2 separate regions of the Homo sapiens genome follow, and region 2 is linked to region 1. Evidence: read pairs that join two places in POLR2A ChIA-PET (ENCODE). Cell type or tissue: MCF 10A. All regions are shown on one strand. Links, peaks and the distances in the headings refer to the core of each region. The heading gives the core; the rest is flanking DNA.

Region 1 (2,918 bases), core at 419-2,918:
GGGCTGATACCAGATCCTTGATATTGTGCCCTAAATAACAAAGCTGCTGGCCAGGAGGAATAAGCTTCTGCACGTTGTTGAAAACAAACAAACAAGCAATCAAATAAACAAGGAGCCTTCGAAACCATAGTGGAGGTGGGGGAGTTTTATGTGTTTGTGTCAGGAGAAGGAAGGGCTAACGGGAATACTAGGAGTCTGCCAAGTTAGTGCCTCTCAGCACCCGAGGTGTCTGTGTCCATATCCTAAGCTTACAGTTCCCACACTGTGCACCAAGGCACCCCAGGGTGTCACAGGAAACAGGGAACCCCTATGATATTTTAAAATTTTGAGAGATCTGTCAGCAACATCTGTCAGACCCTGTGCAAACTACTGCTTTTAACTTGGATGGACCTAACTACGTAATAAGTAGAACTGTTAGTAATATTTGGCCTGGGGTAGGTAGGTGGGGGTATTAACAAATTTACTACGTTACAAAGAGTGTGGGAACCGAGGAAGTTTGGGAATCTGTTGGCAAAACCATTGATCATGAAAGTGGTTTGGGACTCTGGGGGCCGTCCTAAGCCAGGGGGCATCCCCCGTGCTCCCTGTACTCACCTGACCTTGGTTGCTTTCACAGTGTTTGGCATGCAGAACAATCTGGCCCCCAGCTTGACCACCCTGTCCCATGGCACCACCACCACTTCCACAGGTCAGTAGGCTAGGGTTGGAGCTTAGGCGCTGGAAAGTGACACCTCTTTGCAGCTACAACTCACTGAATTAGGAGACCCAAAATGTCCCTGAAAATCAGTCGACCTTTCCCACCAAAGACACAACACTCAAGATATCAATCTTGATCATTAACTGGCTCAGACATGAGTCAAGCACACAGGGAAGGCTGTCCTGTCAACAGCATCACCTTGTAAGGCATCACTTGTATGTTCCTGTGTCTCTCACAGCCAAACTGGTTAGGTTGGTGGTCTTGCCAGCTCACTGCTGTCCTTGACAGCCCACTGTCACTGCAAATCAATCATCTGGTTGATTTTATGGTGCACCCCCTACAGGTTGCCACCGCTGTGCCAACCTGGGGGTGACTGGGGACATGAAACCTAGGTCAGCCTTTGCCTCCAACTTGCCTGCTACTTAATTGGAAGAGAAAGTCTAACACACATGAGACAACGAGAGGCTCTATAAGACAATGGGAATAAGTGATAGGCCATGCAGAGCAGGTGTTAAGGGCTGTAGGAGTTCAGGAGAGAAGGAGATGCATGGGGGTCTAGGAGGACTTCCTGGAAGTAGCTAGAAGGATGAGGAGGATTATACCTAAGAACGTTCCATCTAAACCCTCATTACTGTCCCCATGGCTGGAGAGAGTTGATTCATCATCTGCTTCTCACTGGAGAGGGTCGGGGGTACCTCTCTGCCAGGGCTGATCAGGCTTCTCCTGAGTCACCTGGAACCACCCTCCCATGCTGACCCAGCTTCCTTTCTTGCAGCATATGGGGTGAAGAAAAACATGCCCCAGAGTCCTGCGGCTGTGAACACTGGCGTTTCCACCTCCGCCGGTGAGTGCTGCTCCCAGCTGCCAGGGTTCAGGCTGGTGCACAGGGAGGATTACTCTGCAGTAATCCTGCCTGTGTATCCTTCCAATACACATGGTATACTGGAAGAGGAAATAGGACCCATGAGTGGTCTTAGGCCTGCAAACGCAACTTGCCCCAAAGGCCTCTTGGATGTTTCCATGAGTGAATAAAGGTGAACATTCCCATGAATGTTCCTATCAGAAGGGGGCAGGAAGCTCCACCCTCCATACCTGCCTAGGGCCAGGCACTTGCACATTAGCCACTGCCCTTGACTGGAAGCCTTTGGCCTTCACCTGTTACATGCAGCTCATGGAGCCCTCAGAAACTGCTGGCACCCTCCCTGCTTTCTACAAAATCTATATCAACTTTGTCCACATATTTCAGCACCATACAGTGAGCTGTTTCCTCCATTGTTCTAATCCTAGTGTGTTGTCTTCCATTCAACAATTCATTTATTGGAAAGCCTTTACTGAGCACCTTCTTTGTATTAGATGGACAGTGTTCTAAGTGCTGACAGTACAGCAGTGAACACGACAGGATAGATTCCTGCCTTCACTAAGCTGATGTCAGTGGTGGAGGCAGACGACAAACACATAAAGTATGCAAGATAATTACAGAAAAGGATACAGATTATAAGGAAAGCAATAAGTAATGTGGTAGAGATAGGAGTGTGTGTATGAGGGTGAAGTGCTTTAGATGGGGTAGTCAGCTAAAGCCTCCTCAAGAAGGCAACTCTTAAGACCTGGAGGATAAAAATGAACCCAAGTTAGTTAAGGAAGGACTTACCTGACTGGGGGACTTTTACCCATTCAATAAAGATCCTATAATCTCCAGGAGGGGAGGCAGCCCCCATAAACCAGCCATCCAGAGCTTCTGACATTGACCCAAACTCTTGGTGGCCAGGCCCAGCCAGGCATAGAGGGTGTCCTTGGTCCCCAAGATGCTTCATAGTAACCACTGTCAGCAAGAACAAGAGACCCTCATACACACCTGCTAATTTACCTCCCTCCTCCTTCTCTTTCTTCTCCTTCCTCTTCTTGTCTTTTCTCCCCTCTCCCTTCTCCTGGCACATGTCCTTCCTTCTTACCCATTTTCTTTCTCCCCAGCCTGCACCACAAGTGTGCAGAGCGATGACCTTTTGCACAAGGACTGCAAGTTCCTGATCCTAGAGAAAGACAACACACCTGCCAAGAAGGAGATGGAGCTGCTCATCATGACCAAGGACAGCGGGAAGGTCTTTACAGCCTCCCCTGCCAGCATCGCTGCAAGTGCGTCAGATCCTGTGTGGCTTGGGTTTCAGAAGAAAGCCAAATAGTGTAGGAGACCAAATGTCCTAGCAAGGTGGTTTGGGACCCTATG
Region 2 (2,918 bases), core at 210-2,709, 67 kb before region 1:
AATTACGAGAGTATTTAGATTATTCTCTGCTGCACCAATGAGAACAAGACAAATTGTTAGAGCTTTTTCCAAGCCTTGTATCATTTGTAAATTACAACATATTTTGGCCAGACACGGTGGCTCACGCCTGTAATCCCAGCACTTTGGGAGGCCGAGGCATGTGGATCACGAGGTCAGGAGATCTTGACTAACATGGTGAAACCCCATCTCTACTAAAAATAAAAAATAAAAATAAAAATAAATTAGCCGGGCGTGGTGGGTGGTGGCAGGCGCCTGTAGTCCCAGCTACTGGGGAGGCTGAGGCAGCAGAATGGTGTGAACCCAGGAGGTGGAGGTTGCAGTGAGCCGAGAATGTGCCACTGCACTCCAGCCTGGGCAACAGAGCGAGACTCCATCTCAGAAGAAAATTACAACATACTTTAGAGACATAATCTACATTTCTTTTATGTTGTAATAGAAAATTCAATTTTGTGCTTTACCCAATAGGGTTTAACCAACAGAAAAATACTTTCTTATTTCCATGAAGTAGTTTATCACTTTTAGATGGTGATAATTATATAATGAGATGAATAATTGGCCATAAAACTGCTTTGCCCTTCCATAACCTGTGGACTGCTGTCCACAGGGATCATGGACCACAATCTCCAAGTGATGTCACTGTCTCACTGTTCTGCAATTTATGAACTCAACGTTAAGTTTAATCCTCAGTACCATATCCAATATACACTGATGTAGATAAAGCAAGAGAGCTACTATAAAATCTTCTGTTTAGCAAAATAAATCTTTAGAAGATGTAATTGATCACCCACATAGTGATCTGTGCTGGATGGGGATGGTAAGGGAAATGATAGGACCAACACTTTGATGATTCCCCTCCTTTGTACTAGACGGACTCATGAAGTAGTCAGTTTGGCGTATTCAGTAGGGAAGTGCCCATGGGTACCATTTCCTACATCTGGGGTCCTTCAAAATTATCCCTGAGATGAGAGTTGTGGGGACAGACCCCAGGGTAGGGGTGCAAATACTTTATACTTAAGATGGTATTGCCAGAAGTTCTCTGTCCTGTTGGTTTGAGTCAACCATAGATGTACTAGACTTGATTTTTTTTACAATCTTTTCTGGTGACACAAACTCCATTTTCACCTAAGTTAGCTGTCTGGAGACTCCATTTGCTAGTAGTGCCACAAATTTCACTAGATAATGCTCTGTGGATTCCCAGGTCTTAACAAAGCAGCCGGCATCATTTCTATTTCTTAGTCATCAACCTTTGTTGACTCTGGCAATGTTCCTTGCTTGACTGCCTTACTTTGAGGCATGGATGGAGTGGGGCTTAGTGGGCACCTCTTGCCATCAAGCCCTATTCCAGAAGCCCTTTCAACGGGAGATACCTTCTGGTTTTGGGGCTTTGGAAGGACATGTGGGTCATGCACAGTAACTCCTCTCTTAATACTGTTCATGGTATTGACTCCTCTCAGCTTCTGCTGAACAGCAAATATATTCATATTTTATAGTCCTTTAAAATATTATTTATATTATCAACTAGTGATATAATTAACTGGATCAGACACAGTATGGCTTTATGCATAGGAATTAAAATTATAGGATCTATTCCTGGGCTTCAAATCTTGGCTCTGCCATTGGAGTTTTAAATAACCTCTTAATTTTGAAATAACTATCTTATATTTCTTCTTCTTTAAAACTGGAATATTCTAGTTTTTTAAAATTAAAAACAAGTGCTATGTTGTATTAGCTCTCATTTTTATAAGTAAAGCTGTCATAGTCAGTGGTTTTTAATAAAAGCATCCCATTAAATCCAACAGAGCAGCTGCTGTGCTGTTGGAACCTCAGCACCCAGTCAATGCCCTGGAAATCCCCATTACCATGCCCCTAAGCTTTCCCAGAACCAGAGTCTCGCTGATGCTGTATTTCCCCCAAGTGTATATATATGGGTGGCTCCAGGTGATGTGCCTGTCAGCAGTGGGCAGCTGCAGCCTCTGAGATCTGGAGAAATACCATAATGACCTACAAAATGCCAGCACCACCACAAGGGGCAACATTTCCCCTGCCACATTTAGGCCCCTGGTTGGCAGCAAGCAGTGATAAGAGGCTGGCTGATAAGCACTAGAACAGTAGAAGTCCACAGGGGTGCCCATCTAGGAATCCCAGTGCTAGAGGCAGCTCATATGATGTCTGGGCCAGTCTCCTCAGATTCATAAAGGCCAGCGGCACAGGAATTTGTGTATGTGGGCAGGGTAAGAGTTTACTGGCATGGCACTAACAATTAGAATGGACACAAAAGCAGGGCCCTGGCGTCTCCTGCTGTGCCAACCATTCAACACTGGTTAGATTATGTGGAGGGACTGGACTGAAAGTGGGATGTACTTGAGGGGGGTTCAGAGGAGTGCTAAACTAGTAGGGAAGTGCTTTTGAAAAAGCTAAGTAAAGCTGTTTTAACACTTAAAAGGACCCAAAAGCAGAAATCCAGAAAGCTCTTAAGAATGACTAGCAACTAAAACCAGGAAGCCACTGATCCATAAAATTCTCTCCTATCACCTCTGCCTTTCTCGGTAAGCACACTCACTGCCCTTAAGCATGTCAGCTCTGCTGCTTCCAGGTATATATACAACAGCTGCAGTCACAAAAAGAGATGGGCTTTCTTTTCCTGAGCTAAATTCCAAATTTTCAGAGACTGGCCCAGTTTGGGTCCTATCTCCATATATGGCCAAAATGATAGGTACAACTGTATAATTTGGCAGCAGAAACCCAACCTGTGGAGGTGGGTTCATAAATAGAATAACCAATCTAAATTTAACCCATTTCACAGATGAAGCTAGAAAGGCAAACAAATGCGAAGAACCTTATATGCCATGATACCTTCATGTGGGTGGGAGATAAGGAAATGTAGTTTTATAAGAAGT

What was found. Peaks named below come from ENCODE experiments on the same cell type or tissue, not always from the same donor. Only the 100,000 strongest peaks of a DNase experiment are listed, where the experiment ranks them.
Region 2: POLR2A ChIA-PET joins it to region 1 with 7 read pairs; 17 of 35 experiments call an interaction of 5 or more read pairs at or near these places.

The regions. Positions count from the first base shown.
Region 1 is chr10:104,060,028-104,062,945 of GRCh38, reverse strand. It overlaps COL17A1 (collagen type XVII alpha 1 chain), which reads left to right. Exons shown (of 56, transcript NM_000494.4): 12 at 617-688; 13 at 1,473-1,541; 14 at 2,666-2,827. Among named protein-coding and RNA genes, the nearest start is that of MIR936, 13 kb to the right of the region's middle. In MCF 10A, for the core only: no CTCF peak of the experiment used is centred there; no DNase peak of the experiment used is centred there.
Region 2 is chr10:104,126,757-104,129,674 of GRCh38, reverse strand. No RefSeq gene overlaps it. Among named protein-coding and RNA genes, the nearest start is that of SFR1, 6.0 kb to the right of the region's middle. In MCF 10A, for the core only: no CTCF peak of the experiment used is centred there; a DNase peak (open chromatin) is centred at 1,274.